Regions from separate parts of the Homo sapiens genome. Here region 1 is linked to region 2. A link is a loop called in an ENCODE intact Hi-C map of the cell type or tissue named here. Cell type or tissue: heart right ventricle. All regions are shown on one strand. Each heading gives the region's core, and the rest is flanking DNA. Links, peaks and the distances in the headings are about the cores only. Region 1 has its middle 72 kb from the start of FRMD1. Region 2 holds the start of LOC107986549 (a long non-coding RNA gene).

Region 1 (12,661 bases), core at 1,737-9,736, 220 kb after region 2:
GAGCCACAGCTTACAGACACGAAAGCAAAGGACCGTTGGCAAGCACGGATCAATACTACTGCTGGGTGGGCGGCTCGTCCCCAGGTTATTTTTTTTTTTTGGCAATGCCTGGCAAGAGCTTAAAGCAGTCAGAAGAGAAGATGGCCTCATCTCTGTAAGTGCCAGAAAAAGTGCGTCAAATGAGTCAAGTTTAAAATCACACCTAAGGTATGTTTCAGGAAGTGACTGTTGTGCTTTGTAGGATGTTAGCCTCCTCTCGGTCTTCTAAACCCTTCCTCACCAGGCCACACTCCAGCTGTATGAGCTGCAGTCAGACCTCATTTTAGCCTGGGAATGAGAGGGCTGCCAGACGCTCTGATAACCTCCACCTGCCAGGGGCCACCGAAACGTGGAAATGTGGCTACTAATTCAGGATGTTTTCAGTAATTTGAGTCTGGCTTATCCTACTGTACAACATTTCCCCCTGGAACTGCCATTTTACACTGAAAAGGCTGAGGCTTAACATGGAAATGACTATGGAATTCATACCTGAAGAGAGTAGTGTATCTGAAAGTAAAGCCCAGGACTCCTGAGGGACAACATTTTCCTGGAACTCATCTCATCTGGGCGGATTCCTGGGCACTGATGCTGTTGGAGGGTGGATAAATCTCCATGACGGTGCTTCGGGATTGACAGTGATGTATGTGTTGTTAGGCCCGAGGGCTCTCTGTGCACATGGCTTAGAACATCTGGACGGTACATGCATCAAGCATCTGGGCTTCTGAGCAAGGCATACCTCCTGGTCACAAGGTGGCTGCAGCCTGCTGACCACCATGTCGGCAGCCACCCTTCCCCATCACCTTTGCCACTGCCCCGCCCTGTGCCCGTGGCCTTGCTTTTCCTCTGCCCGGGATGTCCTTTAATGCAATTGCAGGTGCTGAATGTAGACGGGAATTGCTTCCCGAAATCTCGTGACTTCACTTTGCCAAAAGGAGACAGAGGTGGAGATTATAATATCACTTCTCTAGGGAGGCTGAACCCTCTGCCTCCTCCTATAAGAAAGGCAGACATTTGCAAGCTCATGAAAGCTATTTAATTCATTTTGAGAAGTTGAATTGCTTCCTGAAGTCTCATGACTTTACTTTGCCAAAAGGCAACAGAGGTCGGCAAAAGATGAATCGTTTCTCTGTATTCAGCTGGGACAGGATGGAGGAGGAGTCCTGATTTGAAGCATTTGTCAACTTTCAGGGTGCAAATTTTTCTCTCATGACCACTTCAAGCTACCTTAACATCAGCCTCTCAAACTTCCTGAATGTTTAGCTGATAGGAGCCTGCTCCAGTGCACCTGACTTTGCACTGACCCAGGAACACAGTACTCAAAAGGCAGGATCCTCCACCTGCCAGCTGCCATGGACGGCTCCTACGAGGCAAGAACTGCAACACAGCGTGTGCACCAGGGGGATGCGAGATGCAGCAACACAGGGTGTGCACCGGGGGGATGCGAGATGCAGCAACGCAGCGTGTGCACCGGGGGATGGGAGATGCAGCAACACAGCGTGTGCACCGGGGGATGTGAGATGCAGCAACACAGCGTGTGCACCGGGGGTTGGGAGATGCAGCAACACAGCGTGTGCACCGGGGGGATGGGAGATGCAGCCTGGGTGGAGCCCGGGAACCCAGGACAGAGTCCAGAGATCGGTCTCGCCACATGAGCATTTGATAAACAAAGTCACACTCGGCTTACCGTGCGCATGGGCTGTTTGACCAACACAATCAGTGTCCTGTTTTCCTGTGAATTATCATTGAATTCTGATGACATAATTATTTTACAATCTTTTTTGTTCTAAAAATGATATTCGTCTTCAAAGAAAGCAAAATGAGATCACAAAAACATAGAAAACGCCTTCTTTATGTTGAATATCACCAAATAAAAGGCGTGCTTGGCCCTTATTTTAAACCACAAGGAGTACATGTCCAAATACTGATGGATGTTTTCACTCTGCTATATGAATTCTTCAGGAGCCGACAATGAAATTAGATCACTCCACTTCATTTGAAACATCTTTCACAGACAGCAAAGCAAACACACTGATTGTTTTTTTTTCTTAATGGAATGTATAATGTGTTTTGTTAAAATCAATTGAAAACATCTATGTTCACAACATATAACAAGACAACATGTGTTCAAAACACATGGCAAGATGTCCTTCTTCCTGCAGTGGAGCTTCTAACCAGGCTTCTTACCAGACACCTGAGTGGGAAAAGACTTTGAGGATGAGAATGAGTCACTGTGACTCTCTGGTGAACTGTGCGAGGCTGGAAGAATGTTTGGGAGTCCTGGGATCCATCTCTTGCCCAAACGCTGAGTCATTGTGAGGCTCTGGAAAAGGGGGCACACATGCCCCCCTGTCTAGTTTCTCCATCTTCTGATGGGCCATGGTCATCTCTGTTCATGCAGGTTAAGGAGCGGAAGGTGGTGCGCTACAGAAAATCCCCAAAGCTCACTGAAACTGGAGGCCCCGCCACCCATGACTGTTGTCAGGGGCCTGGACAAGGGAAGCTACTAAGGTGAGGACACAGCCCACTCTGAGCCTGATTCCCAAAAGGGCTTGGCTTCTGTAGGACTTAATCATTGGAGGGAGTAACACAGTGGCAGCGATACCCCAGACCTGTGAGAAAGAAAAGAAAATGCCTCTGTCTGTGGCTTCCCCAACTTCCCACAGAGGTTGCAGTCATGCAGATGAACAGCTCAGCATGTCAGTACCCGCTTTGAAGAAATGGGAAGAGTTCTTGCATCTGAAAATCACCCAGTCCCCCAGTTACCATTGCACTGGCCCACCATGCAAACCCTGCAGTTACCATCAAACTGGCCTGCTATGAAAAATCCCCAGTTACCATCGCACTGGCCCGACATGCAAATCCCCCAGAAACCATCCAGCTGGCCTGCCATGCAAATCCCCCAGTGACCATGCACTGGCCGGCCATGCTGTCCCATCCTTCTGCCTTGTGCATGCCCACACTCGCCTGCTGTGACTTTTTCAGCCACAGGTGCTGCCCTGTGCACACACACTCACACGCTATAACTTTCTCATTCATGGATGCTGCCTACACACTCTGCACTGTGTTGAATGAAGTTTAGCCTAAAGCTGCCTTCTTACACATTTTACATTTGGCCTGAAGGTTTCTGTGTACACAGCGAACTGTCACCTAACTGGACATGGAAACAGACCTAACCCACTCTTGTACCAATCACAGAGTTTCAGCCAATCACAGGCAGCAAACTGTTCGAACTGTGTTCAAAAGGGCAAACACTGAGCTGTAACTGACCAGCTGTTTCTGTCCTTCCTCTCTGTTTTCTGTGCCTCACTTTGCTTTTTTGTCCATAAATTTCTTTCCACCCCAAGGCAGTGCCAGAGTCTCTCTGAGCCTATTCTTGATCAGGGGCTGCCTGATTGGTGAAGCATTTTTGCTCAATTACTCTCTTAAATTTAATTTGTCTATGATTTTTCTTTTCTTTTTTTTGAGACTGAGTCTCACTCCATTGCCCAGGCTGGAGTGCAGTGGCACTAATCACAGCTCACTGCAGCCTCGACTTCCCTGGCTCAGGCGATCCTCCCAACTCAGCCTCCCAAGTAGCTGGGACTACAGGCGTGTACCACCACACCACGATAATGCTTTTTTAAAAAAAATTTTGGAGAGACAGGGTTTTGCCGTGTTGCCAAGCTGGTCTCAAACTCCTGGGTTCAAGCAGTCCTCCCACCTCAGCCTCCCAGAGTGCCAGGATTACAGGCATGAGCCACCGTGCCTGGCCTTGTCCAAGGTTTTTCTTTTAACAGTTGTCTCACAGACATAACACCCATAATTAGGAACATCATTCTGAAGCATAAAATCCAATTATATGAAGTGAAACTTAATTGGAAATAAGACGTTCATTATAATCTCACTGGGATAGTCTGGGCTTTTTTACAACGTGCGGTTTATGTGCTTAGGAGGCCATATTTTTTCTTTTTCTTTTAAACAACCTGCTCATCACTAACAGGAGGGGCCAGAACCGCTGTGGTGAGAACCGTGTCACGAGGGAGAGATGCTTCATTTTTCCACTAGAACGAAGTTCTCAAGAGAAACCACATTCACTGCCGTCTAATCCACGAGCACACGTGTCATTTCATTGTTGTAGGTTCACCCCTGCAGATGATCAGCTTAACACTTTGCTGAAAGGCCCTGTTTTACGTACATATCAATGGTGCCTCTGTGGAAACAAGTCTAAAATATTTGTAAGAATTTAAAATATACTGCATTGCACTAGCAAAGCCTAGTTATCATGGCAGTGACTTTTGTTCTGACGGGCAAAGAAAGAGACTTAGACATCAAAGTGTAAGTTGGATCCTTACCTAATGTGCTCCCTTTAAGTAGTTCTCCCAGCTGTGAGCAGGAGCTACACACTGTCCATTCACTAGAATCGCTGTCTTCAAGGATGGCCCTAAAAGCTGGTCACTTGCAGAGGTTCATAGAGCATCTGTTCCAAAGCTCAAGGTCAGGAACTCACTTCTTCAAAGCTGAAATGCTCTGTCTAGTGCTCTGTGGTCTTCGGGCTATTCATTAGCAAGCTCACGCTGTTCTGTGGGGCCAGGGCTGGGTGTTTCCTCTTCAGTGTCGTTTAACCCTGCTGGGTTTCAAGATCCTCACCTAGAAAATGAAGGAGTCATTTTACGTGGTCTCTAGGATTCCTCCTACCACAATTTGATGAAGTTAAAATTCTGTCTGAGAAAATGCAACTGGTGGTACCTGAGACAGGCAGCAGGTCATGATCGTGGAGCTGGGGTGACACATGAACACCAGTGTGTTTTCTGGCACGGAGCGGGCCTCGGTAAGCAGGCCGAGGATGGGGAGAAGAGACACAAAACCTCCCTCGACACGCTCCTGCCGCTGGCGCTTCTGCCAGCTGAAGAGAGGGCATCGCCTCTGGCAACAACACCTGTGATTTCAGGGATGCTCCTGAAAAGATAACCCCAAGAACCTCATCAAGTAATCCGAGCAACTCTGCCAGGAAAACTGCAAAGAAGAGAAAGCAACCCACAAGACGGCAGTGGAGCCCGAAGACCCTCCAACGTGCGTTAGAAAGCTTTCAGCTTGGGGTCCCCACATAGCTGTAAATTCTCTGCTTGTCGTGCTTCCCATCTGAGGTCATAAAATCCCAGGATGAAAGCCAGAGCTTTGATTGATTGCCAAGCTGAGATGATGTGGAATTCAGTAAGAGAGAAAACATTCCTTTCCTTGCCCTAAACGTCCAGGGCAGGACAAATATTTATAAGATTTAGCACTTAACCCATTTCCATGGCTCAAGATGCATTATTATGTCTGTCCCAAGTAAGACCACATGTTGCTTTGTGACATTACTAAATCGTGGGAGCCCTATGAAGCTGAAGTTTAAGGAGAGACGATGACCCATGTCGTTGGTGTGAAATGATGTGACCCACTATATGTTGCATGGTCTAGACCCCAAATCCAAGGCCTAATTCACCATTCACCTCCATTCTGGTTTGCCTGGAAGCTCTCTGCCAAGCAACAGAGCAGGAACGAGGCAGCGTTCCCTGCCTCCACTTCCCAGTCTGTAGAGAAGGAGGCCACATGTTATCATAGCCCACCTGCCTTTGAGTCTCTACACTTTGTTGTTATTTCAGACAAATTCTGCAATAAACATCTCTGTGCAAATGGGCTGAGTTGCTGAGTCAAAGAGCAAAAGCGTTCATCATTCTAAAAGATACTGCCAATTGAGCTCCAAATATTAGGCCAATTTACCCTCCCCCAATGGTAAATGAGAGTCCCTTCTTGCACCTCCCCTCGCCAGTTATGGGAAGGGTTTACCTCTCTACCAATGGATGCATGAAGACTGACTTGACGTCATTTGAACAAACTATCCTTAATCATGTGAGGTTCAGTATATTTTTAAATATTTAATGGCTCTTCGTCTCTTTCTCTGTATCTTTGGCCATTTTTCAATATTTCATTCCTTATTAATATGTATGTGTATTGGAATCATAAGTCTTTTATTTTCTTATTTGTTAAAATATCTTTTGCTAGTTGAATGTTTGTGTTTGACTTTGTTTACACACTTCTTCCTGTCAGGAATGTTTTTATTTTTATATGGTAAATGTTGTCAACTTTTTCTTTTATGTTTTTTGGGATTTGGGTCATACCTTCCCTACCCCAATATTAATCGTATATTTTTGTTTTCCTTCTAGGATTTTATGGTTTCATTGTTAAAAGTTACACCGTGATCCAGTCAGACTTAGTTTTGGTGCAAGGAATGAAGTATGCTGAGGTGTTATCGGAACTTATAACATTTACTTCCTGCAGTTGTAAGAGTGTCAAGAAAACTGTGAGTTTTTGAAAGGAAAAAACCAAGAAACTACAGATTTTCTATGATAGATTTTTTTCCCTTTTAATCAACTCAGAGAACTCAATGAACAATTCCCTCCTGCTAAGAAAAGTCCTGTCTACACGGTACCCTGGGAGGTGCGGGTCACCCGTGTATGGGACTCAGAGCTGTGCCTGGGCAGGGATCTCCGCCCACATGGCACCCAGGGCATGACAGAGGCCTCAAGACGCCCCCTCCTCAACTCGACGTCCAGCCGTGCCTCAGGGTGCCATCTGCAGGCTCAGACTGCCACCTGCTGTGTGCACAGGCAAAACAAGCCGAACCAAAACAGGTTTCGCCTAGAACACCTTTGACTATAGATAGAAATCATCACTACCTCTAAGGTTTTTTTCTGCTTTAATTTTTTTGCAGTAAGAACACTTAGCATGGGCTCAACCCTCCTCACGTAACTGTAAGTGTTGACCTCACGGTGCTGTTCGCTCTGGGGACAACGTTGCACAGCAGATCGCAGAGCGTGTGCACTCGCGTCCCTGACACTCACTCCCACGGAACAGCAGACCCTCTCCTCCCTGCCCCTGCCTGGCTCCCGCCACTCCACGGCTGCCTCTGTGGCTCCGGGGACTCTAGGGGCCTCACGCAAGAGGAATCACACAGTGTTGGTCTGTTTGTGATTGGCGCATTTCAGCAAGCAGAACGTCCTCAAGGTTCACCTCTGCAGGTGACATGGGTGAGAACGGCCTTCCCTTTTAAGGTCGAAGCATATTGCATTCTCTGTCTGAACGTTTTCTTGATCTATTCATCTGTTGACACAGGTTGATTCTGTATCTTGGCCACTGTGAGCAGTCCCACATTGCACATGGGAGTGCAGACATCTTTCTGAGATCCTGATTCCCATTTTTTGGATAAATTGGAACCTTTGCACACTGTTGATGAAGCCACTGTAGGGAGGGCGATATGGAGGTTCCTCAAAAAATTAAAAACAGAGCTAACAAATGATCCAGAAACTCCATTTTTTGTATTTTGAAACCTACAATGTGCCAGGCACTGTGGTAAAAACTCTCCCGGCTCCACAGCAACCTCTGTAGGTGGGTTCAATGGGGACCCAGCTCGGAGTCCTCAGAGACTTTCTGTGATGCCACAAAACCCTGTATTTTAACATTTAACACCATGTCAAAGGACACAGAGATCCCATTCAGAAATGGAAATGCTGGGGAGAAAATCGATGTTTGAGTGAATCTTGCCACCAAGAGGAATATCACCCTGTGTCAGATGAGCACGTGCCCCACCCAAGTGTAAGGACAGATGCGCAGGTATTAATTCTCCCATCAATTCCTCATCGCTCAGTTCTGCGTCCAATCTGCTGTGAGACTGAGATGTTTTAAATATCCTCAGAGAGAGGCTCACAGTCCCATCATCTGCTAATCCCCAGCAAGCCTTCCCTCCTTACGCTGCGATTAAGTGCACGGTGCTGATGACAATGGAAATGACGTTGGTGACAAAGTCGGCTTCTGTTCATTGAGTGCTCTCACAACCAGCCGACATATACTGTGTCATTTAAACCTCGTAACATCCCTATGAAGGAGGTGGCCCTGTGATTCTCTTCATTTTACCAATGAGGAAACTGCCGTAAAGAAATTAAGACCTTTACCCTGAGATACACACATCTAGGAGTGACCGCAAGAGGTTAGCCATTTTAATCATTCCTTTGCCACATTTAATCCTGGACATCTTATACTTTCCATAGATGTGTGGCTCAGAGAATAATGAGGCTTCAAATATTAAGCCAATGAAGAAATTATGGAAGATATTTTTTCAAAGCAAGGCAAAAATTACAGAATGCCCCTCAAAGCCGAATGTGAAAGGCATTCTTACTTCTGTTACTTAGGGTGATTCACGCATTGTTCTCCTTCAGAAGAGATATTTGGAATTTCGTTCTAGAATGCTTCCCTAGTCTTCTCCCCATTTCAAAGCGCAGCACATAACACGTTTCTTAGTTCCACACCCCCTTCAGTGTGAGAGGTTTATAGTGCTATGTCTCATCTACATCCGCCACTCCATCTGGTCAGGAGAAGCCACTGCGTTTGAGGTGATTTGTTTCAACAGCCGTGGGAAATGCATCCAGCAGGGCCAGGTCCGGGTGGGGCTGGGGCCAGCGGCTGCTCCATGTTCCCCCGGTGATTCTGAGATTCCACGTGGAGACTCCAGGGCTGGGAGACCTCTAAGCCTGTGTTAAACTTGTATGATCCGTGTCATTTGGAAAGGAACATGATACTCTCGACTTGGAGACGAAAAAGCACCTATGACAGGAACCCGTTTTTGGAATCTGTATTTCTATCACATCACTTTTTTTTTTTTTTTTAGATGGAGTCTCACTCTGTCACCCACCCAGGATGGAGTGCAGTGGTGCGATCTTGGCTCACTGAAACCTCTGCCTCCCGGGTTCAAGTGATTCTCCTGACTCAGCCTCCTGAGTAGCTGGGACTACAGGCATGTGTCACCACACCCAGCTAATTTTTGTATTTTTCTATTTTTAGTGGAGACGGGGTTTCTCCATGTTGGCCAGGCTGGTCTCAAACTCCTGACCTCGTATCACGTCACTTTTGACTTATGTTGTTTGTGTTTCTCTCACCTCTTGCTAGGCTCCTGAACTCTGAAGTCGGCAAGACTTCACATGTGGTCTGTGCATGTGCTTCAGATGCAGTCGGCACTCACCACATGCGTGTTCAACATGACAAATATTAGTTTAGTGTCTACCACAGGCTGAGCATCCTGAAAATTCAAAATCCGAAATGCTCAAAATCCCAAAATTTTGTAGCACAGATATGCCGCCACAAGCAAAGAATTCTGCATTGTCTTCATGTGACAGGTCACAGTCAAAACACAGGTGCAAAACACACCGTTTATTCAGCAAGGGGGCTCCAGCGTATGGTCACCTTTTAACCAAGCCCAGCACTGTTGGTGGATACTGAAGATGCCGCTGTTCCCTGCAGCTGCTGTCTGATGGCTGATGCCACCATGCTGCTACTAACCCTGGACTCGTTACTCTTCACTGTTTTAATGGGATGGAGTGTTCCTTACTGTCACGTACTCTGTGTAAGTAAGCGTGAGGAAAGGACTGCTTATTGGTAGCAGATAAATTCAGAGCCAGGAGAGATGGTGATGTGAAATATTCCCAGCTTATCCGTATATGTGGCTGAGATAGTGGCACCTTTGCTTCCTGATGGTTTGATGTACATGAATTTTGTTTTATGTCTCAAATGATGTAAAATGTATAAATTTACCTCTAGGCTATGTGTATAAGGTGTACATGAAGCATGCATTTGGGCTATGTGTACACGGCGTACATGAAGCATGCATGAATTTCATGTTTAGACTTGTGCTGGACCCTCAAGATATTTTACTATGTATATGCAAATATTTCAAAAGTCTGAAAAAACTCTGAAATCTGAAACACTTCTGGTCCCAAGCATTTTGAATTAGAAGTTCTCAGTCTGTATGAGGCAGGATTGGAAGAATGAGTCCCGGATATTCTGCACACCATTTGGGAAACCTGATCTTCCACGATAGAAACCACCTCCCTGAGTCTGCGTGAACCTCTGGTAGAAAATGTATAGAGGAAGAAAAATAGATGCAGTGCTTTTCACATGCGGTTATCAAAGCTTCCATCCAGTCCACCCAGAGAAAGTGGGCAGTCCTGCCTGGGAACGCCCATCACAGCCACTCCAAAAGAGCTCAGTTTCCTGCTGCCCACATGTTCCCAAGAGCCAATGTTCTCCAGCCCCTAGAATCTTTAATTAGGCTCTCTAGATTGTCACAGGAAGAGTGATTAGTGGAGCCACCTCCCAAAAGGTTCCCAGTTCTCAGTGGGAATCCAATACTGTATATTTACATTTGGGGTGGGAAGGAGATTAGGTTAACCTCCTTTGATATTTTCACTTAATCTTCAAAGCAATCACAATATTATTAGATCATTCTCAAGATCACTGCTTTGCTGTTCTATTTAATCCAAGCAATTTGATTAATGGAAGGGTTTAGGATGGTCTAGGGCCTGCTGTGAGCCAGGCTGTTCATTTAGCGAGTGGAGCCATAATGGATATGCCTGCCAGGACCGAAGCCCTGGGGACACTTCCTCTCTTCTCATTTCCAAAGCAGGACTTCTCAATCCTGTTTGGATTATTAACTAGACACGAGTCTTTTATGGAGTTGATATTTTTTGCATATTCAGAAAAAATGGATCACCGTTGGGGGCTGCATTGCTGTCAGGAAGGTGCAGAATGAGGCCACTGCCGTCAGGAAGGTGCAGAATGAGGCCACTGCCATCAGGAGGTGCAGAATGAGGCCACTGCCATCAGGAAGGTGTAGAATGAGGCCACTCAGGTGTCCTCAGGCATCTTTCCTTGGCACCGTGGTGAACCTGCCCTTGAATAGACCCACATCTGAGATCAAGGCTGCTCCAGCTCAGCCTGATCATGTTGGGCAAAAGCCCCAGCCCAGCTGGAAACTCCACACTTTCCAGAGCTGTCTCAGCACAAGAGCACCGCCCTGAGGCAGGAGAGTTGCTTGAACCTGGGAGGTGGAGGTTGTAGTGAGCCAAGATCATGCCACTGCACTCCAGCCTGGGCAACAGAGCAAGACCCTGTCTTAGGATAAAAAACAAAACAAAAAAAAAACAACAAGTGCCCTGTTGAAGGACGTGGTCCAAGTAGGAGCCATTACCTACTGACAGAGGAGCCGTTGGGCCCTGAAGGAGCGGTAGAGATACCCAGGAGTTTCAGGCCTTGGGTGAGACTCAGAGACGTGCTGGCTTCAGGTGTGACCTGGCACATTCCCAGCTGTGGTGGCTACAGGGCAAGACTCCTTCTGCTTGAGAAAAACAGAGAAAAAATAAAGGGGACTTTGTCTTGCACCTTAGGTCCCAGCTCAGCCACAGTGGGACAGAGCACCAAGCGGGCTCTTGGGGTCTCAATTCCAGGCCTTGGCTCTCAGGCAGCATTTCTGGACCTGTCCTGGGCCAGAGGGGAGCCCCCTGCCTGAAAGGGTGAGTGCCAGGCCAGGCAGCATTCACCACAAGCTGACTGAAGAGTTCCTGGGCTTGAAGGGAGCACTGGCAGCGGCCTGGCAGTATTCCCGTGGGTCTGTGGTCGTGGTGGCCATAGGATGCAGTTTCTCTCCCTGCAGAAAGGGCAAAGAAGAGGGGGAAGAACTGCATCTTGTGTTCTGAGTGTCAGCTCAGCCACGGCAGAATACAACGCCAGGTAGACTTCTAAGGTTTTCTGTTCCAATCCCTGGCTCCTGGATAGCATCTCTGGATCTGCCCGGGGCCTGGGAGAACTCATTGCCCTGAAGGGAAGGACACAAGCCTGCCTGGCTTCACCACCTGCCGATTGCAGAGCCGTAAGACCTTGAGCAAACATAGGCAGTAGCCAGATAGTGGTTATAACAGGCCTTGGGCAAAACCCAGTGCTGTGCTGGCTTAAGGTCTGACCCAGTGCCGTCCCAGTGGTGGTAGCCATAGGGGTGCTTGTGTCACCCTCCTCCCAGCTCCAGGTGCCTCAGCACAGAGACAGAGAGACTCCATTTGTTTGGGAGAAAGTAAGAGAAGAGAATAAGAGTCTCTGCCCTGGTAACCAGAGAGTTCTTCCAGATCTTATCCAAGACCACAAAGGCAGTACCTTTGTTGTCTCTAGACAACAAAGTCTATAATAAATACCTATCTCTTCAATGCCCAGACACCAATGAACGTTCACAGGCATCAAGACCATCCAAGAAAACGTGACCTCACCAAACAAACTAAATAAGCCACCAGGGACCTATTCCGGAGAAACAGATATGTGACCTTTTAGAGAAAGAATTCAAAATAGCTGTTTTGAGGAAACTCAAAGAAATTTGAGATAACACAGAGAAGGAACTCATAATTCTATCAGGCAAATTTAGCAAAGGGATTGAAATAACTAAAATTATTAAAAAGATTCAAGCAGAAAATCTGGAGTTGAAAAATTCAATTGACATACTGAAGAATGTGTCAGAGTCTCTTTACAGCAGAATCAATCAACCAGAAGAAAGAATTAGTGAGCTTGAAGCAGACTATTTGAAAATACACAGTCAGAGGAAACCAAATAAAAGAACAAAGAAGAATGAAGCATGCCTACAAGATTTAGAAAATAGCCTCAAAAGAGAACATCTAAGAGTCGTTGGCCTTAAAGAGGAGGTAAAGAAAGAGACAGGAGTAGAAAGTTTATTCAAAGAGATAATAACAGAGAAATTCCTAGACCTAGAGAAAGATATCAATGTCCAAATACAAGA
Region 2 (12,661 bases), core at 1,607-9,606:
AGCTAATGTTTCTATTTTTTAGAGATGGGATCTCACTTTGTTGCCCAGGCTGGTCTCAAACTCCTAGCCTCAAGCAATCTTCCCACCTTGGCCTCCCAAAGTGCTGAAATTACAGGTGTGAGCCAACACACCCAGCCTGTTTTAGACCATATTTTTAAAATTTTCTATCATAATAAATTTTCCTTAGACACAGCTGACTATATTGCTGAAAAGAAAAGAGCCATGGATTTCTATCTCCCAGATTTCCCTGTCCACATCAGCCTCAGGATGTCCACAGGAGCTCATTCCCAAACAAAAACAAGAGGCAAGATGGGGCTGAAGAGGCAGGGGGAACAAAGGCCCTGTGAGGGGAAAGGCAGAGACTTTTAGGGGCTGGTCTAATCCGGGAGAACGTAGGACCGAGGCAGGGCCACGGGTTCCCATCAGAGGCTGCAGGCAGTGTGGCAGCCAACAGGGATCACTCTCCAGGCACCTGTGAGGTATCCGAGAACACTGCTTTCTTTAATTGGCACAATTGTATCAAGTCGTCATTATTATGTTCATCTTACAGATAAGACATTTGGATCACATGTGGTGATTAAGTTTCCAAAGCTAAATAGTGACAGAAATGAGACTCAAATCCACCCATCTGCCCCCACACCCATGCACTGTAACCTGCCCCAGGGACCTGTGGCTTCTCCATGGAGAGTCACTTTGATGGAGGGCAGGCTGGAGGCAGGTCCAAGGCCCACTCCCTGTCCCAGGGGAACGGTTGCTGGGCTGGCCTGACAATGGGTCTGGGGTAGGCCATCATGCCATGACTCTGTTGGGGAGGCACCAGGCTTGCAGCGTCCATAGAGGTGGTGATCCAAGATCCCTAGCCACCGGGGCTCGCGGTTTCTTGGCATCAGAACCTTTTTGCAAACATCATTCTTTGAAACCCCAACAAATGAAATGAGAAGAGCAGGGCTGACGGGGGAGAAGGGGCTGAGGGACCGGGGGTACCTGCTGTCAAGCACCCCGCCCTAGGTCACGTCTGCAAAACCCCAGCGCTCAGGGGACACAGTGCAAATGCCACTGCCCTGGGCAGCCGTGGAGTGGAGTTCACATGTTTCAGCAGCTGGCTAGGAGGACTCAGCTTCCAAAACCAGAGGTGCCATAGCTGAGCCTGGTGTCTGTTCTCACCCTGGGTCAGAGTGAGATCTGCCCGAGATCCCTCAAACAAGAGACACTGACCGCAGCCACCACAGGGAAGCTGCAAACAGGGCTTCCTCCAGCCCAGCCTCGGCGAGGAGGAGCCGGGAAGGCAGGGTGCCCTCAGCTGGCAGCAGACTCTGGAAGGAAGGGTCCCTTCCAACAATATCCCTCCCTTGTGTCGTCCAGAAAAGGGAAAAGGAGTCCACTTCGCACTTGCGACCCAGGTGCCTCGCGGGCTCTGTCCTTCCCAGGCTCCGAGGAGCTGTACCCGCCGGCTGTGTGGATGGCCGCTGGGCTGGACCTGAGCCAGCCCCCCGGGAGGCTACGTGCAGCCAGTGGCAGAAGAGGGATGGCGGGAGCTGGTGGGAGGAAGTGAGTTGAGTTTCACCTGAGCCTGTGTCTGCTGGCTGGTCATTCATGGGGTCCTGAGACTGGGACCATGGGAGGGTCTGGGTCCCTGGGTTGAGCCAAGAATCCTCAGCTCTGGAGCATCCATCCCCACCGCTCCTGGATTGCTGGAAATCACAGCATGGAACACAGAGGCTGAGCAGCTGGCCAGGCCTGGCCTCAGCCTCCCCTACTGTGGCATCCAGCCTGGACACCCACCTCAGCCAGCAGTTTAAGCCCTGGGATTTGGGCATTGAACCCCAGCTCCTTCTCCTTCCCTGGAGGACACCTTGGCTTGATACCTTTATCAGCACCTCTCTTACTTCTGGAAAAAGCAACACCATGTTCTATTCCTTGTCTTTAATAATTGCATGGGAAAAAACTACTTAAACTGTATCTACCGTAAAACGTTCTCCAAACTGACCATCAGAGAGAGTTTAGAAGCATGGAAGGGATCTGTCATTCCCATTCTTCAATGTACCACATTTGCTTGAAGAGTACATAATAAAAATAAGGAGAATGATTATTTTGCCACCAAATTCTGCACACTCATTGGTGGAAGAAGCTTGGGGCCTGTGGGCTGTAGAGACCCTGGGGAGAGCCTGCATCACAAAGGTGAAGAAGGGGCCTCCGGAGGTGCCAGGGACAGGACCCGGGCAACAGAGGCAGGCATGGGGGTCACACTGACTCTCAGTGTGACTTACGCCGGCCACAGAAGTGCAGTTCTGCCCTGGTGACTTCAGCCAGAGAGGACAGCAAAGCACATCTCCCACCTCTGTCTCCAGGGAGGATGAACCCTACCCAGGCTTGGGCCTGCAGCAAATGGATGGAAACACCACAGCTTGACCGCAGCGCCCACGTCTGAGCCTGACCCACAGCTCGGGCCATTTCCCTTGAAAGAGTTACTTTCTTCCACCTTCTTCAATTAAAAGAAAAAAGGAGTTATCTCCTTTTGATGCTGTCAGTTTTCTGATGAAAAGGGAGAACTGCAGATACGGGTCTTTCTAGGTAAATAAAACACCGTATTGGTTGGAAAGCGAATTCTCATCGCGGGCTAAGTCAACACAGGTGTTCTTTCATGGATGCAGGGCAGGTGGCCGTTTGTTTTCCTTTCCCTTCACAATCGTCTCTTTCTCTCCATTCGGTTCACATCTGAGCCCACATCCCTACGGGCAGCCACGAGGAAATGTCACCTGGCCCTTGTTAGGTATGAAATGTCCTTATCAATAACGGCCTGCTGTGCCCCAGCTTATCCAAGCTACAGGCACCTATAAAGCAATAAAAGGCGATTAGGAAGAGCTGCCCCTGCGGAGTTCTACGGAAGGTCTCAGCTCGGTTAGGGGAACCGTTGCTCCAAATCAACAACATTGACTTCTGAAGGAGCAAACGTTCACATCAAAGTAGCCTGGGTCTTCAAGGGAACCAAACATTGGCCATAAAATGAGCACAGCCCGGTGAATGAGGCTTTGTTATCCTCACCCAGGTGTCAGCTCTAAGACCTTCCATGAGACCACTCTTTTGAGAAAGAGACAGGCGGCCACACAGAATGGGTCATGGCGCCAGCCCTGGGTTTGAGGGGGAAAGCCCAGACGCTGCCTCACCATGAGACAAAGACCCCAGGGGCAGCCCTGAGCTGGAAGGCCACACGCCTGGCCATGGCCCAGCCCGGGATGTGGGTACATGCTGCACACATATGTGTGGGCGTTCATGTGTGTGGGCATGTACATGGGCCCAGCCTGTGATGTGGGTGAGTGCTGCACACATATATGTGGGTGTTTTTGTGTGTGTGCGTGTACATGGGCCTGGCCTGTGATGGGGGTGCATGCTGCACACATGCGTAGGCATTCATGTGTGTGTGTGCATGTACATGGGCGTGGCTACATGTGCCTGGGCCAGTGTGCATGTGCATGTACACCTGGTGCTGCTGGGCCTGACCTCTGACGCCTGGCTCCAGTGCCTCCGGCCGTTTTCGCCAGCTTGGGTCCTGGGTGTCTAACCAAGGTTCCTCCCAAAGGCACCTGAACAGCCATGATCATTCCTCACTTCTCCCAACATCCCCTCCCAGCCCTCCGGGGAACTGCATGTGGAGGCCAGGATCACCAGGCCACGGCGTCCTGGGCGGGTCTTTTCAGAATCAGAGTACAGAGCATGGGAACAGCACCACGTCCCTGAGAAGTGCAGGTCCCGGGATCAGTTTCCCCTCTGAGGAGGGAGGAGCACTGGGGGGCCCGTCCCTGAGGCTGCAGCACCGTCTAATGGTGGGAGAGCCACTCCTGCAAGTCCGTGACCTTCTGCACGGGGGACAGGAGGCACCTCGGCGGCCTCCCTGTCCATGCAGCCGGACCACTGGCTATGGGTTCAATTGTGTCCCCTAGAAAGAGGTGTCCCATCCCTCCCCTCAGCACCTATGAACATGAACTTCCTTGGAATAGACTCTTTACAGATGTACTGCAATTCAGATGAGGTCATCCTGGGTTAGGGCCAGCCCTCATCCAATGGCTGGTGTCCTTGTAGGACGAGGAGACATGGCAAGATGACTAGAATCAACTCTACCCGCAGGTTAAATCAGACCTGAGGGACAAGCTAAAAGGTGGTATCAAACACAAAACACTGTTAGTCATTTTCTGAAGGGAGGTGATTTTCCTGTCAAGCTCTGGAAACGAATTTATTCCCATCATCAGTCGTGGCCACAGGAGGTGTGCAGCTTTTCCTAAGATCAGTTCGTCTCAGGCTGGTCACGTGAGGCTCAAGCAGTCATTTCTTTTTAAATTAGTCTGATCAGTGATGGCAACAAATAGGTCCCCAGCAGCTCTCACCTCTGACCCTGCGGGATCAAACGAGGCATTTCACAGTGAGGAACATGCTGGTGGGCACCTTCAAACATTTGCCGCTTAAAAAGTTGGTGTTACTTTAGAGCGAGCCTCGTGGAAATGTAGCTGGCTCCAAAGCTAACATGAGAATGGTTAAGGGCAAGTGATGTAGGGGAAAAGGCAGGGCCCTCGCTCCCCAAATCCTGCCTAGGCTGTTTCATAAACACGTGCATCTGGCCGGCAGCCTCATCTCTCCTGACTTTCCAGGCTGGGCTCCTGTGCTGGTCAGATCGTGGCTTCTGCCTCCTTCTTTCAAAGATGACAGAAAGGGGGTCAGGCAGCCTTGCATTTTCTGATCAAAGCATTCATTACAAGCCAGGTTTGCAAAATAACAATTCGTCCGCGTGGTGTTTTTCTAAATCACACAGTCCTGTGTATCCTGGGGTGCCACGTGCCCACCAACCTGAGGGGACAAAGCGGGGACACAAGCTCTGCCGCTCCCGGGGAACCACACCCCGACCCTGCGGCCACGACATCCAGGGCCCAGCCTGGACTCGCCAAGACGCCTTGGAAAGATCCCCCCGGGCTCCTGCCGTCAGCCGATTGACCCCACGCCCTTCCCCGCTTTTCTCGCCTGCTGCGCCGCTGACATCACATCCGGGTCTCTCCGGCCACTCAGAGAGGAGGCACCTGCTCCTCGGGAGGCGTGGTTGGCTCTAGCGTGGTGGAGAGAAGATGATTTGAGGTTGGGTGTAACCGAGCTTGCAGGGAGTTGTGGAGACCTCTGTGCACGTCCACTCGTCCCAGGACTCTTTCTGCATCCCAGTGGAGGGTCCCAGCCCGGGCGCGGACAAGGAGGAGGGTCCCAGCCTGGACGCAGACCCAGAGGAGGGTTCCAGCCCGGGCACAGACAAGGAGAAGGGTCCCAGGCCGGATGCAGGCCCAGAGGACGGTCCCAGCCCGACCGCGGGCAGGAGGGCCGGGCTCAGCGTGAGCCGAGGGTGCCCCCTGGTGGCAGTGGTGATGCTGTCCAAAGCGGGCCCTGCCACGTGAACACTTTAATTCAGGAACAAGCGCGGGAGAGGGAGGCCGGCCAGGCCTCCCCAGCTCCGGGCAAATCTTCTCATGAATTCTTAATGAGGCAGTCACAGCCCCTCTCCTGTCTGTCAGCTCCTGGGCACTATAGCACAGAGTTTATGGGTTCATTTTATTGTAACAATAAAAAGAAACAGCATTGTATGTTACCAATAAAGTAACTCTAAGACACAGCTCACACTTGTGCTGATTGTTCATTTTCTCATTGCACCGAAAACGTATTCATCATAGAAACATTGTGTACAGTCGGATGTGACATTATATTGAGGGTTCAGGTCTATAAGCAACACACTGTGATTTTATGTTGTAGGGACGCAGCGTCAGGTACAGCATGAAATGTAAACGTCACGTGGATGACCTGCTGGTGAGCGTGTGCGTCTTGTGTTTTGTGTGCACGCACCACACGAGGCCCACGTGGGATTTCTCCCTGGGGCTGGAAAGCAGCTGTGGATTGGTGTTCAGCATCTGTCGGGATGGAAGGGGCTTTTCCATCCAGAGCTCTTTCCTACTTTTAGTAGGTGATAGAATCAATTAACTGTGGGAAAATGGAAGCATCTTCCTGTCTTTAAAAAAAAATGTAAACAAGAAGCTCAACTAGATACATTGTTTTAATTTAAATACCAGAGCAAGTATTTGAAGAGCCTAGCACAGCACTGACCTGAGCCTTCCGTTCCTTTTTTTTTTTGAGATGGAATCTGGCTCTGTTGCCCAGGCTAGAGTGCGAACGGCGCAATCTCGGCTCACTGCAACCTCCACCTCCCGGGCTCAAGCGATTCTCCTGCCTCAGCCTCCCAAATAGCTGAGATTACAGGCACCCACCACCACGCCTGGCTAATTTTTGTATTTTTAGTACAGACGGGATCTCATCATGTTGGCCAGGGTGGTCTCAAACTCCTGACCTCAGATGATCCGCCCGCCTCGGCCTCCCAAAGTGCTGGGATTACAGGCATGAGCCACTGCGCCCAGTCCTATTCGCTTTTATTCCCTCAAGGAAAGCTCCTGGGTTTCCGTCACGTGGGCTCTGCTCCAGGTGCAGGACACAGGGAGGAAAAGAGGGGGCTTCTTCCCACCATGGTGTGGGGAGCAGGGTGGGGTGCAGGGTTGAGCAGTACATACAGAAGGAGGGAGGCAGTGCTGGGATTTGCACAGGTGGGCACTCGAAAGATGGGTGTGGGCAGCCACCAGGATGGGACAGAAGGAGCCGCAGGAGGTAAGACCTTCAGGACAGCAGAAGGGGCAGCGCTGGGCCAGGCAGGCTGAATCCTGGGGTGGGAGGAAAGCTGAGAAACACAGCTGCAGAAGGCAGGCGGCAGGATAAGCTGTGTGGTCTCACATCCGTTTGGCTGTGTGTGCATTCGACGGTCCTGGAAGCAAGATCACACTTGGCCAGGTGGCCTCACTCCTATGTCCATTACTGCTGTTACCTTCTCCTGTGTTTTGGTCCTGACCTAGGCATTGTAATTGGTATGTAAGCAGGGAGAGGACCAAAATAAGGAGCCTGGGGTGGGGGGTGGATACTTACAGTCTGTGTCTCAGGGAATTTCCTGAGGCCTCCTTTCTGCTTGGTTTCCCCAAAGGAGCTTCCTGGATGGACCTGTCCTCACAAAGGCCTTCAGCTCCTTCTAAGTAAAGGAACAGGCAACCTCTGCCTTCCCCTGCCACGGATTCTCTGATTTTCGGATTCTCTGTGAGTCCGTTGATGTCCCAGAAAGCGAGTCCAGAAGTGACCTTCTTCTTGGGAAATTCTCCCTCCTGAAGCCCCCGGCTGACTTGAACACATTGCCAGGTTTGCGAAACACCGTGAATAAGAGAACTTTTTCCAAAGGATGTCGCACATTCCTGCCTCCAGGAAAGACCCTGCTATCCTGAGGAAAGGAGTATTTCACTGCATTACAGTTTAAAATCTTGAATAATTACTGTTTTTCCAGTTCTTCTTTGAAATTCAAAGAGAGAGGATAGAAGGAACAAATGCATGGCAAGTTTGATTTCTGCCACGGAAGGAATCCAAACAGGACTACTCACAGCTCATGGCAAGTTTGATTTCTGCCAGGGAAGGAATCTGGACAGGAAGGAATCCGGACAGGAAGGAATCCGGACAGGACTGCTCACAACTGAACTGGAGTGCCTCCTCCATCTCCAGTGTCACGGCCTCTCCTCTTGCTAAACTTTTTGTTTAAATGCAACACTCTTTTCTCATTTGTCATGGCATTTGTCAGAACCTTGAAAAGAGATTAAAATGGAGTTGCAAAACACTGAGAGATTCAAGGAGAGCCAGTGAATCTGCAAATAATTTTTAAGATAAAAATGAAAATAATAGTAACGCTTTGAGTGTCAGTGGAATTTGACTGTAAGTACAGTTTTACTAAGACGAGGTTTTCACCTAGAGGCTCCAACTAAGAACATAATTTTAATCTGCCCAGCATTGGGTTAATCTTGACTGCATAATAGTAAAAGGTATTAGCGATATTAGAGAGCTGTTTGCAATTTCTTGGGGCCGTATTCGCATTGATCATCTCTGATGTTACTCACTGTGTTTGCAGATGGAAGACATAAGGTTAAAAGACGTCCAGATCCATTTTAGAGACGATTGAAGTGAAGCAGTGAGATCATCTATCATCTGGCAGAAATTGGGCCAAAACCAGACATCCCCCATCCAGCCAAGCTGCGAAGCCTTCCAGCACAAATGCGTCTGACCACAGCTCACCTGGGATTGTGGCCAGGAGCCAGTTAGCCGGGATTGGAGAGCAAGCATGATAAAGTGCAGAGGCTCTCAGCCCTGGCAGGATATTTAGAACATCCTGGGGAGCTTTAAAGTCCTGATGGCCAGGCCACACCCCAGGCTGAGTGAATCAGAAGCCCCGCGGGACCGTGCACCCGCGTTTTTAAAGTTTCCAGGTGATTCTCAGATGCAGCCAGGACTGGAACACGCCAGTGTCAGGAGAGCCCTGAGGTCCGGCCCTGCCGCCGATGGGCAAAGCAACCCGGAGTGTGGTTTCCTCCGTGGTCAGTGTGTGAGCCTCAGACCCGCTTGGGCTGACTTCCTTTCCTCTACAGGATAAGAATATCAGACATGGGCACCTCTGTGCACATTTCCTTTGAGAGCCTGACTTCCAAAGTTGATCAATGTGAATGTTTTGTAAATAGGCCTCAGGAAACAGCCTTCTTGTGATTTTTTTTTTCCTTCTCCGTGAACCTGGAGTAATACTTTCTTCTTAAAATAATATTTATGGAGCAGTGCTTCAATATATTTTAAACGTTGAAATAGATTTACTTGATTTTTCCTAAATATGAAAGATACACGTGTTTTGTAATAATCAATATTGAAAGTGTAAAATAAAAGATAAAAATAACCCAAAATTCCTCTATCCAAGGATAGTAGAAGTGACACATATCCACCACTCAAAATTGTCCTTCCAAAATTTTCGTCATGTATGTTTCTACCAAAATAAAATGATGATGTGCTTTTATTTGTGACCAGTTTTCCTCACCTGTTGATATGCATGCAGTCAGATTTATTACTCTCTTAATGGCTACACCTGAGGTACAGGAAACAGCGAACCACACCGCCAGTTCTCTAGGTCCTAATAAACATTTTCCAAACAAGTGACTGAATGAGCACCAGGAAGGGAGGAGGAAGTGTGGCCAGATATGGCGCAGGGGACACTGTTGGAAATGCTTGTTCTCCGGTGCCGCAAAGAAATAGCACTTGAACATAAATTTAATTTATTCAGCAAGGCCATTTTTACTTTGTGCAGAAAGGGTACGCTCGCCAGTAGTTTTGCCACGAGAGTACACTGAACAAAGGAGACAGGGTCTTTTATAACCTGATGCGTCCACCCTACTGCTGTGTCTGGTTTCCATTGGATGGAATGGGACCTCACATTCTGTATTTGTCCCGACTACCTAGCAACTTAGAACTTTTTAAAAGAGGCAAAGGCAGCGGAGAACAAAGGAAGGAGGAAGTAACTTGTGGAATGCTGAGAAAGGTAAAAACACCTTCAAATAAGGAAGAGAAACAGGCTATGGCCTAATGCCCGCTTGGACCAGTGTAAGCATGCCAGGGCAACTATTTAGGCTAAATTGTGGGAGCTAAGAGCATAAAGTACATTGATTTATTACGGCTAGCAGATATTTAAGAATGTCAGCACAGGTCTTTGGATAAATTTTGCTTTGCTTCTAAGAGAAGTTACTGTTTATTTCTAATAAGACAGGGAGGAGAGTCTCTTTGAAGGGGAACCTCTACTTTACTTTTTACAACACCGTTGGTTTTAGCTGCTCCTAATTCCAGCAGTGACTCCATGGGGACTTGGAGCCCTGGCCCTGGTAGGTCACGGTGGGGTCGGTGTGGAGACGTGCCCCGTGCTGCCGTCAGTCGTGCTGACCCTGGGAGACCAGAATGCAAAGGCGGCAGCTCCCAGTCCCAGGGAAAGGATCCCGATGGAGAGTCTGGGCCCGCTCACCCCGCCCAGTGGTCCTGAGTGCTCTGAGGAGCCTCTCGGTGGCTGCAAGGTGACAGCCCTCCTAGACGCAGCTGCTTAATGACTTTCTGCTCATGTGTTTCTTCCCAAACCCATTTCTGCATAGCGGAGAGTTAGAAGGTCATGTTTTCAAATACAAAATGTCTAAGTTTTATTTTCCTAGGAGTCCTGAACAAAGTAAAATGGAACATTTCCATATTCCTTCGGAGGAGTGTTTTATGCCAGTGTGCGTGCCTGGACTCTTGACCGAGCCAAGGCCCGCCTTTATGCCCGGGGTGCTTGGAGCAGAGCCCTCGACCCAAAACTGCGTGGTGCCCACGGAGGCTCCAGGTGTCTGTGCATTTCCACACCCAGGAGGTTGAGTGGAGGAGGGAGCTGACACCAGTTCTTGCCCTCCCCTCTCTGCAGGCCAAGGCCGAGCCCCTGAGGGTGGCTCCCCAGCGCCAGGCACCTTCTGGGGTAGAGCGCCTCAGAGCAGAGGCCCCACACTGGCCCCAGGACCGGCTCCTCTTTGCCTTCCCCGACCCCGGCCCTCTTACCTCAGGCGTCCGTGTGCCCGGAAACGAATTTTGTGTTGGTCCCTCCTGCAAGCCCTCGTATTCAGAAGAGGAGACTGAACAGGCTCCCGTGCCCTGTGTGGCGGCACGGACACGGGCTCAGACCCACGCTGGCCTCCACAACCTCCCAGAGACTCCGTGTCGTGACCAACGTTCCCAGCGTGCTCCATCTGCAGGGCAGCTCCCGGCCGCATCCTCTACCACCCAGGCGACACAAACCCTGCTCTCTGGAAGCGCATCTGAGAGCCCTGAGAAAGGGCGGCCCGTCCACATGCAGCCTGATGGCCACACACTGCCTCCCCCACGTGCCTGCTCTGGGTGCCTCTGCTGCCATTTCTGGCCATGCTGGACGTTTGAGGAGAGTAACCGCCGTGGTGATATTTAAAAGGAACATTCACACCTGGGATCTCGGGGATGGAGCTGGGCTGTCAGTGGGCCTCCTCCTGATTCCCCGGACTTTCTTTTTCCTTCAGCTCCCTGACAGCTGATGCCTGCTGTGCTTCCTCCATGGCTCCCGGCCCACATGCAAACTCCACAGCCACCTTCCAGAGCCACCTTCCTAGGCCACCTACCAGGATCACCCCACAGGGCCAACACCCAGGGCCACATCGGGATCATCCCCCAGGGACACTTTTCAGGGCCACCCCCCCAGAATCACCTCCCAGAATCACTGCTCGGAATCATCTCCCAGAATCACCTCCCCGAGTCACCTCCCAGAATCACCTCCCAGAGTCACCTCCCAGAGTCACCTCCCAGAATCACCTCCCAGAGTCACCTCCAAGAATCACCTCCCAGAATCACCCCTCAGAATCACCCCCCAGAATCACTTCCCAGAATCACCTCCCAGAGTCACCTCCCAGGGCCACCCCCTAGAATCACCCCCCACAATCACCTCCCAGAATCACCTCCCAGGGCTACCCCCAAGAATCACCTCCCAGGGCCACCTTTCAGGGCCATCTTTCTAAGCCCCTTCTGGGGCCACCACTGGGCCGTCCTTGCCCAGGTTGACAGCTTCTTAAAGAATGTCTTGTTTTCTCCCTGTATTTCTTTACTCTCAATTTTTTTCTAATTAACGCCTTGATGGCCCCCTCCCGGAAGATATCTATGCCATTCTAATTGCTGTTAAATCAGCATTAACAAGCTGCAAATGCCCCCTGTTGTGTGTGTTGTGTGGCGCTGTTTTACCTCCGCTCCTGCCTCAAGATGTTTTCTTTTGCATGTGAACTAAGCAGACACAGAAAGGGCTGGGGAACTCCTCTCTCCCCTTTGCCTCCCTTTGCTGCCGTGGAGACCACGTCTCGCCCATCAGCTCTGTGGGGTCCCAGGACAGGCTCTATTCCAGAGCCACAGATGCCCAGTAAGGGGTGAGGGGTGAGGGGCAAAGGGCAAAGGGCAGCTTCCCTTCCAGGCTGCATGACCAGTGTGTCTCAGTAGAAGCCAGGTTAGTTTTCAACACCACCTAATACGTTAAACAAAGATCAATTTCACATGCCAAGATTACGTTAGACAAACAAAAATACTTTTATTATATAAATAACGAGTTCCAGAAACACTGCTCTGTCATCACCCACACCTGGCTTCATCTCCAGCACTAGCTCCAATCACAGCCACCAACTTTTCAAAGGAAGAAAAGCTTTATTGATGTTTTTCATCCTGGGAAAGGGGGGTGGTTCTTGATGGTTCTCAAAGAATGTCTTTTAATAATAGGCACATTTAGAAACACACTTTAAATAGCACATCATAAGCAATAAAGCATTTTTGAAAGTATGTGAGGCGCCCACTTGAGAATCGCTCATGCTCTCTCCCTCTCATCTCCCTCCCTCTCTCCATCTCAATCTCCCCTTCCCCCTCCATCTCCCTCTCGCCCTGCATCTCCCTCTCCCTCTCAATCTCCCTCTCCCCCTCCATCTCCCTCTCCCCATCCATCTCCCCCTCCCCCTCCCCTCCATCTCCCCCTCCCCTTCCATCTCCCCCCTCCCCCTCCATCTTCCTCTCTCTCTCCATCTCCCTCTCTCTCTCTCTCCATCTCCGTCTCTCTCTCTGCCTCTGTCTTACTCATTGCATATCTATTGATAGATGACATAGATAGATAGATAGATAATCATCTGAACTTCCTCTGCTTCAGCCATTTTTATGGGAGGAATATAATGCTAAAAGT

The links. Peaks named below come from ENCODE experiments on the same cell type or tissue, not always from the same donor. Only the 100,000 strongest peaks of a DNase experiment are listed, where the experiment ranks them.
Region 1: a loop joins it to region 2, with 2.7 times the contacts of the local background. A loop is called at or near these places in 51 of 110 quality-filtered maps.

The regions. Positions count from the first base shown.
Region 1 is chr6:168,145,033-168,157,693 of GRCh38, reverse strand. No RefSeq gene overlaps it. Among named protein-coding and RNA genes, the nearest start is that of FRMD1, 72 kb to the right of the region's middle. RefSeq lists enhancers at 1-47, 48-1,045, 1,046-2,045, 6,737-7,373. In heart right ventricle, for the core only: a CTCF peak has its summit at 6,642 (motif pointing left); no DNase peak of the experiment used is centred there; H3K27me3 peaks cover 3,978 bases.
Region 2 is chr6:168,363,168-168,375,828 of GRCh38, reverse strand. It overlaps LOC107986549 (a long non-coding RNA gene), which reads right to left and starts at 8,229. Exons shown (of 3, transcript XR_001743904.3): 1 at 7,998-8,229; 2 at 6,991-7,687; 3 at 5,545-6,832. In heart right ventricle, for the core only: a CTCF peak has its summit at 5,379 (motif pointing left); a DNase peak (open chromatin) is centred at 5,378; H3K27me3 peaks cover 2,310 bases.